2 separate regions of the Homo sapiens genome follow, and region 2 is linked to region 1. The links are chromatin contacts, found by Hi-C or POLR2A ChIA-PET in ENCODE. All regions are on one chromosome and are shown on one strand. Each heading gives the region's core, a stretch centred on a gene start or an enhancer-like site at or near the end of the contact. The rest is flanking DNA. Distances are from core to core; before and after follow the strand shown. Region 1 holds the start of PLD2 (phospholipase D2). Region 2 overlaps MINK1 (misshapen like kinase 1).

Evidence for each region. Hi-C counts contacts between places; a loop is a spot of excess contacts on that map. ChIA-PET counts read pairs that join two places held with the same protein, here RNA polymerase II (POLR2A). Pooled maps may share reads with other maps.
Region 2: a map of heart right ventricle shows a loop between it and region 1 (2.8-fold over the local background). The contact joins the enhancer-like site here to the promoter of PLD2 in region 1. A Hi-C loop is called at or near these places in 38 of 168 maps with a recorded cell type or tissue (B cell, CD14-positive monocyte, CD4-positive, alpha-beta T cell and 30 more), 24 of 37 single-sample maps with no recorded cell type and 35 of 50 pooled maps. POLR2A ChIA-PET finds 5 or more read pairs at or near these places in 16 of 52 experiments (A549, CD4-positive, alpha-beta memory T cell, H1 and 12 more).

Annotation. Positions count from the first base shown.
Region 1 is chr17:4,803,169-4,809,225 of GRCh38, reverse strand. PLD2 (phospholipase D2) reads right to left here and starts at 2,074. Exons shown (of 25, transcript NM_002663.5): 1 at 2,001-2,074; 2 at 1,345-1,454; 3 at 1,112-1,242; 4 at 810-952; 5 at 21-126. The coding sequence starts at 1,453. It also overlaps a transcript of C17orf114 not described here. RefSeq lists an enhancer at 139-1,338 and a silencer at 1,734-2,523.
Region 2 is chr17:4,874,569-4,880,625 of GRCh38, reverse strand. MINK1 (misshapen like kinase 1) reads right to left here. Exons shown (of 32, transcript NM_153827.5): 2 at 2,244-2,309. Among named protein-coding and RNA genes, the nearest start is that of C17orf107, 22 kb to the left of the region's middle. Within about 2 kb of position 3,370, at least 2 of the 41 ENCODE cell types and tissues checked have a DNase peak (open chromatin) inside an H3K27ac peak, as active enhancers do; they include dorsolateral prefrontal cortex and testis, where a contact is called at or near this core.

The DNA of each region.
Region 1 (6,057 bases), core at 825-3,324:
GACCTGGCATCTGGTCCCACCTGTTTGCTGGCTGCATGTCTGGTGGAGCCCTCAGGACCTGCCCGGGGTAGAGAGGGCATCTCTCTGTTGCCTGCATCTCGGGCTGGAGAATAGGCAACGGCAAATCTGTGGAAAGGATGGATGAAGGTCAGGTAAGAGCTGGGAGGCTGGGTGCTCTGGTTCCTGAAAACACTGGAGATGGGGCTCGGAGGAAAAGAAGAGGCCTGGAGGTGGCCAGGCGTGGTGGCTCACGCCTGGAATCCCAGCACTTGGGGAGGCCGCAGCAGGTGGATCACTTGAGCTCAGGAATTTAAGACCAGCCTGGGCAACACAGCAGCACCCCATCTCTACAAAATATACAAAAATTAGTTGGGTGTGGTGGCTGTGGTCCTAGCTACTCTGGAGGCTGAGACGGGAGGACTGCTTGAGCCCAGGAGGTTGCCATGAGCCAAGATCATACCACTGCACTCTAGCCTGGGTGACAGAGGGAGACCTTGTACAAAACAAAAACAAAAAACAAACAAAAGGCCTAGAGGCTGGCAAAACGGAGGCCCCCTACCCTGGGAATGGAGACTAGAAAAGGGTGAGGCTGCCAAGAGCATTTTGGGCATCCCGCCCAGCTGAGATGCTGGCACAGAACCATGGACAGGGAAAGCTGAGCAGGGAAAGTTTCCTGGTAACTGGGGTCAGGGGAGGCAGCACAGTGGCCAGAGTTGCAGGGAGGAAAGGTTGTGGCCCCGGGGTGAGACAGACAGAAAGGAGGGTGGGGAGCACCTGCCCTCTACAGGAAGCAGTCCGGTCGCCCTCACCGAGCCAGAGGGAGCAGACTCATCAAGACTTTGTGTCTCAGGAGGTCCCGATGCAGCTCCTGAAAATGACGGTATTTCTTCTTGGTTGTCCAGGAAAAGTCGCCGTGAGTCAAGCGGACAGAATACAGAGTGCAGGTTCCCACCTAGGGGTATGAGGAACTGAATGGATGTCCCCTGCGTGGGTCCCCGCCTCCCCACTCTGGCCAGCCCTCCTTTTGCCCCTTCCCTGGGGCCAGCCCAGCCACCTTGGATCCATTCCGGGCCGCCCTCCCTTTCCCCCTCCCTGGGGCCAGTCTGGCCACCTTGGATCCGCTGGTATATCTTTCGGTGCCCACCACCTGGGCTGTGACAGGGACCCCAGGTGCGAACACCAAGGGGTGCACTTTCAGAGACTGAAGCTCATAGATGGCCAGAAACGGGTGCATCCGGTCGGCTGGGAGGAAAGAAAGTCGAGGAGTGTAGACCACAACAGGCCCCAGCCCCCTGGCTCCCGAACGCCTCTCCTCCCTGAGGGCCATCCATCTTCCCTGTGTACCTGGGTCCTCTCCCTCCTTCAGGGTGTCCACCTCATCGGACTCCATCTGGAGCTGGCTGGAGTCCAGTTCGTCCCCAGTGGGGAAGAGGCTCTCAGGGGTCGCCGTCATCCTAGGAACATTGGGAAGCCTCAGGGAGGCGAGCTGTCCTGCAGAACCCGCCCCCCATCCTAACTCCCGCAGGTCCTCCATCTCTTCCAGATCCTCCTCTTCCCCCACGGCCTCCTGACCGCCCGCGGATGACGCCTGACCAGTTTGCAACGCCCCACCGACCCCTTCGAGCCCCCATCCCCTACCTTAGTCCTTCATCCACAATCCCAGTCCCGCCCCCCGCCCCCCGCCCCGTCCCGTAACCAGAGCCCCGGGGAACACCCAGCCAGGCCCGGAAGGCTCCGACCTGGGGCGGCGCAGCAGCTGCGCGGGGAAGCGGCCCTGGGTGGTCCGGAGAGCGCGCGGCTACGGGGCTCACGCCAGGCCAGGCGGGCCGGGGGCAGGGGTCCAGGCGGGAATGAGGAAGTTACGCGATCCCAGCCGGGGGTAGAAATCCCGAAATCTGAGCGTGCGACTGAGTCTGGAGGCCCCGCAGCCCGAGCCCGTTCCGTCCCCGCCCGATTTCCGAGACCCGGGACCCCCGCGCGCCCCTTCCCGGCCCCCTCACCCTGGCAGACGGAGCCAGCGCCCGCGGGGGTTCCGGAGCCAAGAGAGCAGACCGGAGCTGCAGCCGGAGCCCACGCCCCGGCCGAGGCGGGGCCGGCCGAGGCGGGGCCGGGGCTCAGGGCCTGCCCTCGGGGGCGGGGCGGCCCCCGGCCTCACCTCCGCGGGATTCTCGTCTGTCCTGTCCCGCCCCCGCTGCCCTCGGCCCGCCCCGCCGCCCAGTGCGCCACCGAGAGCCCCGGGCAGGGGGCCGCCCTGTGCCCTGCAGGGCCGCGGGGCCGCGTAGCTCTCTCGGTGCGGCGGGTAAGTGCTGCCCGGCGTCGGGGCGTCCCGCGCCGTCGGTCCCAGCGTGCCCGGCCGCTGCCTCCCGGGGCACCCCGCGCTGCGCGCATCCCTCGGGCTCGGCGCCCGCCCCGGGCCCCTCCAGCCGCGGGCGCTGCCTCGGCGCCCGGGGGACGCGCCTCCGCTGCGGGAGCTGCCGGTAGGTGCCCCGCTCCCGGACCCGCTGCGAGCCACATTTGGCCTAGCCCAGATAGCGTTTGTACCTGGAAGGAATGAGGGCGTAAAAGGCCTGAGGGGTGGTGGCTACAAACCCATTAGTGTATGAAAGCGGGCATTCTTTCATTCATTCACCAAACATTTATTGCGCGCTTACTCCGTGCCAGAAATTGAGAGTATGGTAGTAAATAAGATGGTTAGAGAGCCTGCTCAGCTGGAATTGGCAGTCTAGGGGGAAATAAAATTTTTTCGGGTATTAAAATACAAGATATTTCAATCTTTTTTAAAAAGCAGATTTATTTTTCTCTTTTGATATACATGTGGGTTTCTAGTTTTGCCCATTGTTTTAGCTCCTGTAAACATTCCTGTAAGTTTGCGTGGATAGTTTTCCTTTATCTTGGGTAACTAGGGAGTGGAGTTGTTCGATCATATCAGTGTGTGTTTAACTTATAAGAAACTGCCAAACGATTTTTTTCTAAATGGTTTTTCCATTCTAGATTTCCAAAATCAGTGTATGGTGGTTCCAGTTATTCCATGGCATGGCCAACGTTGGATATTGTCAGTCTTTAGCGTTGGCCATTTAATGGGTGTTGTGGGCACATCATTGCAATTTGATTTGCATTTGTCTGGAGATCAATGATATTGACCATGTTTCATGTGCTGATTGGCCATTTGTATGTCTTCTTTTATAAAGTGCCTATTCAGTCTTTTGCTATTTTTTATTTATTTTTATTTTTATTTTTATGAGACGGAGTCTCGCTCTTTTTTTTTCTTTTTTTGAGATGGAGTCTTGCTGTGTTGCCCAGGCTGGAGTGCAGTGGCGCGATCTCGGCTCACTGCAAGCTCCGCCTCCCAGGTTCACGCCATTCTCCTGCCTCAGCCTCCTGAGTAGCTGGGACTACAGGCGTCCGCCACCACGCCCAGCTAATTTTTTTTGTATTTTTAGTAGAAACGGGGTCTCACCGTGTTATCCAGGATGGTCTCGATCTCTTGACCTTGTGATCCGCCCTCCTCGGCCTTCCAAAGTACTGGGATTACAGGCGTGAGCCACCGCGCCCGGCCAGAGTCTCGCTCTTGTTGCCCATGCTGGACTGCAGTGGCGTGATCTCGGCTCACTGCAACCTCCCCCTTCCAGGTTCAAGGGATTTCCGGCTAATTTTTGTATTTTTAGTAGAGACGGGGTTTCACCATGTTGGCCGGGCTGGTCTCAAACTCCAGACCTCAAGTGATCCGCCCTCCTCAGCCTCCCAAAGTGCTGGGATTACAGGCGTGAGCCACCGTTCCCGGCCTTTTGCTAATTTTTTTTTTTGAGACAGAGTTTCGCTGTTATTGCCCAGGCTGGAGTGCAATGGCGCGATCTCGGCTCACTGCAACCTCCGCCTCCCGGGTTCTCTCCTGCCTCAGCCTCCTGAGTAGCTGGGATTACAGGCACCTGCCACCACGCCTAGCTAATTTTTTGTATTTTTAGTAGAGACGGGGTTCCTCCATGTTGGTCAGGCTGGCGTCGAACTCCTGACCTCAAATGATCCGCCCTCCTTGGCCTAAAGTGCTGGGATTACAGGCGTGAGCCACCGCACCCGGTCTTAAACTTATAAAACAGGCAAAAACAACCTATAGTGATGGAAATCAGATCAGTAGTTGCTTGTGGCAGGGTGTAGGGAAAAGATTGCCTGTAAAGGGACACGTGAGGGAACATTCCAGGATGATAAGAATGCCCTGTATTTTGATAGGAGTGGTGATTGCATAGGAGCATACACTTGGTAATACTCATGGAACTGTACGTTAAGATGTGTGCATTACATTGTATGTGCATTTTTGCTTCAATAAAGTTCATTGAAAGAAAAAGAAGGCGGGGCGCGGTGGCTCACACCTGTAATCCCAGCACTTTGGGAGGCCGAGGCGGGCAGATCACGAGGTCAGGAGATCGAGACCATCTTGGCTAACATGGTGAACCCCGTCTCTACTAAAAATACAAAAAATTAGCTGAGTGTGGTGATGCGTACTACTCGGGAGGCTGAGGCAGGAGAATCATTTGAACCAGGGAGTCAGAAATTGCAGTGAGCCGGGACAGTGCCACTACACTCCGGCCTGGTGACAGAGTGAGACTGTCTCAAAAAAAAAAAAAAAAGAAAGAAACATTTCTGTGTAACTCAGGCAGTACCCTGTAATCAGCAACCTAACACTCCCCACGTTGTGGCACCCTCAGGGAATGATGAAACAGCACTTGTGGCTGGGCGCAGTGGCTCACGCTTGGAATCCCAGCACTTTGCGAGGCTGAGGAGGGCAGATCACGAGGTCACGATATCGAGACCATCCTGGCTAACACAGGGAAACCCTGTCTCTATTAAAAATACAAAAAATTAGCCAGGCGTGGTGGCGGGCACCTGTAGTCCCAGCTACTTGGGAGGCTGAGGCAGGAGAATGGCGTGAACCCGGGAGGCGGAGGTTGCAGTGAGCTGAGATCGTGCCACTGCACTCCAGCCTGGGCAACAGAGCGAGACTCCATCTCAAAAAAAAAAAAAAGAAAAAAGAAAAAAAACACAGCACTTCCACAGCTTTACTTAAGAGCACTTAGAGTCCTTGGCTAGGATGCTCTTGACTAGATGCTCCCAGCCTTGGCTCTGGCCACCCCAAACTGTCTGAGGGCATCGATGCTTGCTTGGGGACATGCTTCAGAAGCTCAGTGTACTGGTCAAAAGAGTAGATTCTGGGCTGGGTGTGGTGGCTGATGCCTGTAATCCCAGCACTTTGGGAGGCTGAGGCAGGCAGATCACTTGAGGTCAGGAGTTGGAGAACAGCCTGGCCAACGTGGTGAAAGCCCATCTCTACTAAAAATACAAAATGTGGCTGGGGATGGTGGCGGGTGCCTGTAATCCCAGCTACTTGGGAGGCTGGGACAGGAGACTCGCTTGAGCCCTGGAGACGGAGGTTGCAGTGAGACGAGATTGCACCACTGTAATCCAGCCTGGACAACAGAGCAAGACTCCATCTCAAAAATTAAAAAAAGGCCGGGTGCTGTGTCTCATGCCTGTAATCCCAGCACTTTGGGAGGCCGAGGTGGCCGGATCACGAGCTCAGGAGATCGAGACCATCCTGGCTAACACGGTGAAACCCCATCTCTACTAAAAATACAAAAAAAATTAGCCGGGTGTGGTGGTGGGCGCCTATAGTCCCAGCTACTCAGGAGGCTGAGGCAGGAGAATGGCGTGAACCCGGGAGGCAGAGTTTGCAGTGAGCCAAGACCGCGCCACTGCATTCCAGCCTGAGTGACAGAGCGAGACTCTGTCTCAAAAAAAAAAAAAAAAAAAAAAAAAATTAAAAAAAACAATAGATTTTTGGGGTCAGACTGACTCAAGGTGAGGGTTGTGAGCTGGGCATGGTTCCTACTCGGCTAATAACTGCCTGCGTGACCTTGGGCAAATTACCTTACCTCTCAGTGCCTGCTTTTTCACATCTGTAAAACCAGGATAGACTCACCTAACCAGTGAGGGACTTACCTCAAAAGATCTTTGAGGCCGGGTGCGGTGGCTCACACCTGTAATCCCAGCACTTTGGGAGGACAA
Region 2 (6,057 bases), core at 2,121-4,620, 70 kb before region 1:
GCCCGGCCCGACTGTTTTCTATCTTACAAAGTGCCCCTCAGCCGGGCGCTGTGGCTCATGCCTGTAATCCCAACACTTTGGGAGGCCGAGGCAGGCGGATCACTTGAGACCAGGAGTTCGAGACCAGCCTGGCCAACATGGAGAAACCCCATCTCCACTAAAAATACAAAAAATTAGCTGGGTGTCATGGTGGGCGCCTATAATCCCAGCTACTCAGGAGGCTGAGGCACGAGAATTGCCTGAACCTGGGAGGCAAGCCGAGACTGTGCCACTGCACTCCCACCTGGGGGACAGAGCAAGACTCCGTCTCAAAAAAAAAAAAAAAGAAAAGAAAAAAAGCAAGTACCCCTCATTGTGGCTACACACCTCAGTGAATGTGCTGCTCATGGGAGTGGACAGAGAGCGCTCCTGAGCCATCATGGCCAACAGAAAAACCACCTACAGTGGACTTCCAAGTTACAGGCTCAATAAAGGCGAAGGGTCTCCTCCCATAAAAACTCAAGACAGATGAGGGAGAAACATTTATGTTCTGTTCCAGCCTCTCTGGCTTGGACTTTCTACAGTCTGAAAGTTAGAGCAGGGCGTGAAAGATACTTCTCCACCCTAACGGAGGATGGAGGCAGTAGGAGAAGGAGGCTAGGGAGGGAGGGGCTTTGCCTCACCCTCTTCTCCTAAGCAAGAGAAAATGCTGCAGTGCTTTCCTGACTCACCAACTCTGGACAGGAGGCCTCTCCCAGAATCAACTTCACCCACAAAGCTTTTTATTCTTGTCGATAGGGAAAGAACAGAGACAGAGCTGAGATTTTAGGGAACTCAGAGAAACACAGAGGGGCCCGCCGACATGTGCTAATGCTCCTGTCACCAGCCCTAGTGGGAAGAAACTTCCTCTTCTTGAGTGTGTCCCCAGCCATTGCCCTCCTCCCCCAACATCCTTCTGAAATTCCCAGTGGGAGCATCTAAGGCTTGGAGAGGAATGCCCAAAGGCTTCCTGGGGACGAGCAGGATGGAGGAAGGTGGCCCCTCATGGGGATGGACTGGCTTTGCCAGCCCATGGGTAATTTTTATCCTCAGCCATTCAAGACCCCAAGCCCAGAGACGCAGGAGCACATGGCACCACTATTCCCATGGCAACAACAAGGCAAGAGATTGCGGGTGGGGTGCCTGTTTCCCCAAAGTTTGCAAGAGAAGGAGTGTAAGAGAAAGGCAGGTGGTCTCAGCGACACAGGAAACACGGGGCTAGAGATGTAGAAGAGACTTGTGACAGTATCAAGCACTCTGTCTGGAGATGAAAAAGCCACGGGCCCCAGGGGGCTCCAGTCAGAGGCAGCATTCACCCTGAGCATCCTCCCTCCCTGCTGGAGCAGCTCCCCCCATCCAAGTGTGAGCAGTGGTCAGGCCACCTCACTCCCTGCTGCAGCGGCTCCCACAATCCAAGTGTCAGCAGTGGTCAGGCCACCTCACTCCCTGCTGCAGCGGCTCCTCCCAATCCAAGTGTCAGCAGTGGTCAGGCCACCTCACTCCCTGCTGCAGCGGCTCCCACAATCCAAGTGTGAGCAGTGGTCAGGCCACCTCACTCCCTGCTGCAGCGGCTCCCACAATCCAAGTGTGAGCAGTGGTCAGGCCACCTTACTCCCCGCTGGAGTGGCTCCCCCCATCCAAGTGTGAGCAGTGTGGTCAGGCCACACGAGAGGGCTGGGCTGGCCAACCTAAAAGCTACCATCAGTGGCTGAGAACCTGCCACTTCTGTCAGGGACAGAGGCAGCTCAAAAGCCAAAAGCCTGAGCTCTGGCCCCAGCAGGCCAGCTGTGGGAGCAGAGGCCACATCCCCTCTGCAGAAGGCCACCCATTAGGTCCCACTACCTCAAAGTCCTGGGTCTCTTTGTGGTCTGGGGAGAGGCCAAACCCACATCTCTGGCCTTAGCTCTCTCTGAATCCCAGGAGAGTTCTGACACACAAGGCCGTATGCCCTTCCACCTGCTCTCACTGCTGCAGGCCACCCTGCCTGGCTGCTGGCCTGTTCCCACCATGTCCGGGACTGGCTCTGCACTCAGGTAGAGAGAGGCATCAACAGTACCTCCTTCTGGGTGCTCTTTCCTCTCCCCCACTCTACCTTTCCAGGGCCCTAGACTCTAGCATCTCCCATAGCCCCCTTCAGACCTGCAGACCAGGAATCTACTTCCTTCCACTCCTCCCAAGACTGCCCTGCAGATGTGGAGGTCATACTTCCACACCATTCGTCTCACCTTGTACACCTGTCCGTAGGTTCCATTGCCGACCACCTCCACAAGCTCAAAGATCCCAGCAGGGTCCTAGGGGCAGGAGACAGAAGAATACTGTGTCAAGACTTTAGAAAAGGATTACAGAGCTAGAGGGGGGTAAAGTGGTATCCAGTCAAGATATGGGAGTGAAGACCAGCATATCAGGAGGGCACGTGGCAGGAACCCTGGTGGCTGGCTGCCCTTTTCCTGGATTGGTTCAGAGTGAATGTTCTACGGGAAAAGTTGGAAGAAGTGAGTGGCCGGGCACGGTGGCTCACGCCTGTAATCCCAGCACTTTGGGAGGCCGAGGCAGGTGGATCACGAGGTCAGGAGATCGAGACCATGCTGGCTAACACGGTGAAACCCCGTCTCTACTAAAAATACAAAAAATTAGCTGGGCGTGGTTGCGGGCGCCTGTAGTCCCAGCTACTTGGGAGGCTGAGGCAGGAGAATGGCGTGAACCTGGGAGGCAGAGCTTGCAGTGAGCTGAGATTGCGCCACTGCACTCCAGCCTGGGCGACAGAGTGAGACTCCGTCTCAAAAAAAAAAAAAAAAAAAGAAGTGAGAGAACATGGAAGTCAGAGCGCAGATGGCTTTTCAAAGACATGTTCCCGATTTCAAACCCACCGAGAAACTGCGTCTGTACCCTCATGTGCAAAATGAGGGTGCCCGAGTACCTTCCTCTGGGGTTGGTACTCACATTTTAAGTGAAGAAATGCCCATCAAATGCTTCAGATGGTTCCTGGCATCAGAGCGTGTGCCCAATAAAAGTTAATGACCATTATTATTATCTTACTTCTTAAAAGCAGGGATGAGGAAAGCTAGCAGGGAGCAGGAATTTCAGGGCCACCATCCTTTTGTCCTTCCCTCTTCCCAGTCCCCCTGAGACTGAGGGCTTCCAGGCCAGGGTTTGAGGCAATTGGGGCCAAAGGGACCTGGACGGAGGGAGTCAGCAGGTGATGGTGAGAAAGGGCCTCTGAGAAGGGAGAACTTTCTGTTCCTACTTTTCTGAGCCAAGCAGTGCCAGAAGGAGACAGCCCGAAGGGCTCAAACAAAGCCTCTAAAGAGGCTCGTCCTCCCCCTGGGCCAAGAGCAGGCAGGCCAGGCCTCAGCAACACAGCTGCGGTCGGGAGGCCACCCACACCCTCCTGGCAGAACCTTTTTTTTTTGAGAGAAAGAAATTGGGAGGTGGAGCTGCAAGCTGAAGAGAGATACAGCCCAGTACTGTCCACACTCCTGCACCTCCTGCAGAATGATGGCTCTTTTTTTTTTTTTTCTTTTGAGACTGAGTCTCACTCTGTCACCCAGGCTGGATGCAGTGGTACAATCACAGCTCACTGCAGCCTCAGTCTCCTGGGCTCAAGCAATCCTCCACCTCAGCCTCCTGAACAGCTGGGACCACAGGCATGCACCACCGCTCCTGGCTAGTTTTTTTTATTTTTAGTAGAGACGGGGTGTCACTATGTTGTCCAGACTGTTCTCAAACTTCTGAGTTCAAGCAGTCCTCCTGCCTTGGCCTCCCAAAGTACTGGGATTACAGGTGTGAGCCACCACGCCTGCCTCAGAGCCGACAGTTCTGACAGTCCTGGTGTTTCACTGGGTGGGCCCGTCCCCACCGCTGCAGGGACCGAGCGGAGGCAGAAAGTGAGGATGGCACTTGGGAATAAACTCTCCAGGCAACACGTGGCCTCTGTGCTGATAATCCTAAAAGCATATAATCTAAAACTCCTTTCTCCTTGATTTTGAAAGCTAACATAGGGTTTCTGGGAGGAAAAAAAAAATCCCACGACCAAAAAAGCCCACATCCATGCCAATAAAAGCACTTCATCCACTGAAGTAATAAGCCCAAGGAAGACGACTTGGGCGTGTTGAAGACCAGAGAGACACCAGCCCAAGGCTTTTAAAAAATGTCCTCACTGTGCACTTTTTCCATTTTCTCAAAGAGGAGCTGGAGAGCGGAGACGTGCCCCGGCACCCTGTGCCTGCCCCATCAGAGCATGTATCACGAGGCATTGTGCTCTACATTTACTTGTCTTATTCACTGGAGAAAGGGACTGAGCCCTCCTTGCTCACCAGGTAATGTCTAGGACCTCACTGAGGCCTGGCACGCGGCAGCCTGAGGAAACAGCCCAGCCTGCTCGGGAGGAAGTATTGACAGCTGAAGGGGGTTCCTTCTCTGTGCTCTGAAGGGGACTGGGCTGACCAGACCAAGAACTTTGTGGGTCTACATTCAATTATTTGGCTTCAGTTAAAGTTACGAAAAAAAAAATCTTGGCCGGGCGCGGTGGCTCACGCCTGTAATCCCAGCACTTTGAGAGGCTGAAGCGGGCAGATCAAGGGGTCAGGGTATCGAGACCATCCTGGCTAACATGGTGAAACCCCGTCTCTACTAAAAATACAAAAAATTAGCTGGGCGTGGTGGCGGGCACCTATATTCACAGCTACTCGGGAGGCTGAGGCAGGAGAATTACTTGAACCCAGGAGGTGGAGGTTGCAGTGAGCCGAGATCACACCACTGCACTCCAACCAAAGCGACAGAGCAAGGCTCTGTCTCGGCGGGGGGAAAAAAAACCTAACAAATTTATTCATTTTTTTTGAAATGGAATTTTTCTCTTGTTGCCCAGCTGGAGTGCAATGGCACGATCTTGGCTCACCGCAACCTCCACCTCCTGGGTTCAAATGATTCTCCTGCCTCAGCCTCCCGAGTAGCTGGGACTACAGGCGTGTGCCACCACGCCCAGCTAATTTTGTATTTTTAGTAGAGACGTGGTTTCACCCTGTTGGTCAGACTGGTCTCAAACTCTTGACCTCAGGTGATCCACCCACCTCAGCCTCCCAAGGTGTTGGGATTACAGGTGTGAGCCACTGCGCACGGCCTCATTTTTGTTTTTTTAGAGTCAGATCTCGCTCTGTTGCCCAGGTGGGAGTGCGGTGGCATGATCACAGCTCACTGTAGCCTTGAACTCCTGGGCTCAAGCAATCCTCCCACCTCAGCCTCCCAACACATTAATATTATAGGCATGACCCAGCATGCACAGCTAAAACAATATTTAACGGGTGTAAATCACAGTAGGATCCACAGGAAAGAGAGGTGTTGTCACTGCAGTGCAGGGGGCTAACAAGAGGTCTTTCTGACCCTGAGAGCTGGAAGGAACCTGAAAAAAGTCATCTCATCCGTCTTCAGTTCTAGATTAGAGGCTCAAAGACCATAGAGTTCCCTACAGAGCTCCCCAACAGAAGAACTCATCCATTCCGGGGCGTCTGAACTGACTGCTGCGAAGTCCTTTCTTGAATCAAACTGTAGCTCTTTCTGAGAAGGAGGGAGACAGGAAAAAGGATCTAGGGTCATAATTTTCTGAACACTCCTAATCTAAGAGGGAAAATACCGTGGGCCTGTTAGAGCCATAATGATCTGTCACCATCAAGTCAAATCACTACAAGTACATTTTAATTTTGTAACCTTGACTCCCAATCTGTCTCCTTCTCGTGTCTGGGCGGCACTGAGGGAGGAAGGAATATTTGAGGTCAGACACCCTGGGTTCAGATATCGACATTTAATGGGTTTCAAGTCGGTTTCCTGAAAACTCCTACTGGAAAGGGTGATTCAGAGAAGCAAGTTGGGGTCCCGCACGTGGCACTCTGGTTGTGGTCTCTCACCCCCTCCCCACCCAGATGCTCCATGTTTCAATAGCAGCACCGCTTTCCCACCACAGTCCAGCCTCTGCCTAATCCTCCTCCTCCTCCTCCCTTTCCTGTATCGCAGCCACCCTGTCCTTTCTCCCTTCAACATGTGCTTGGC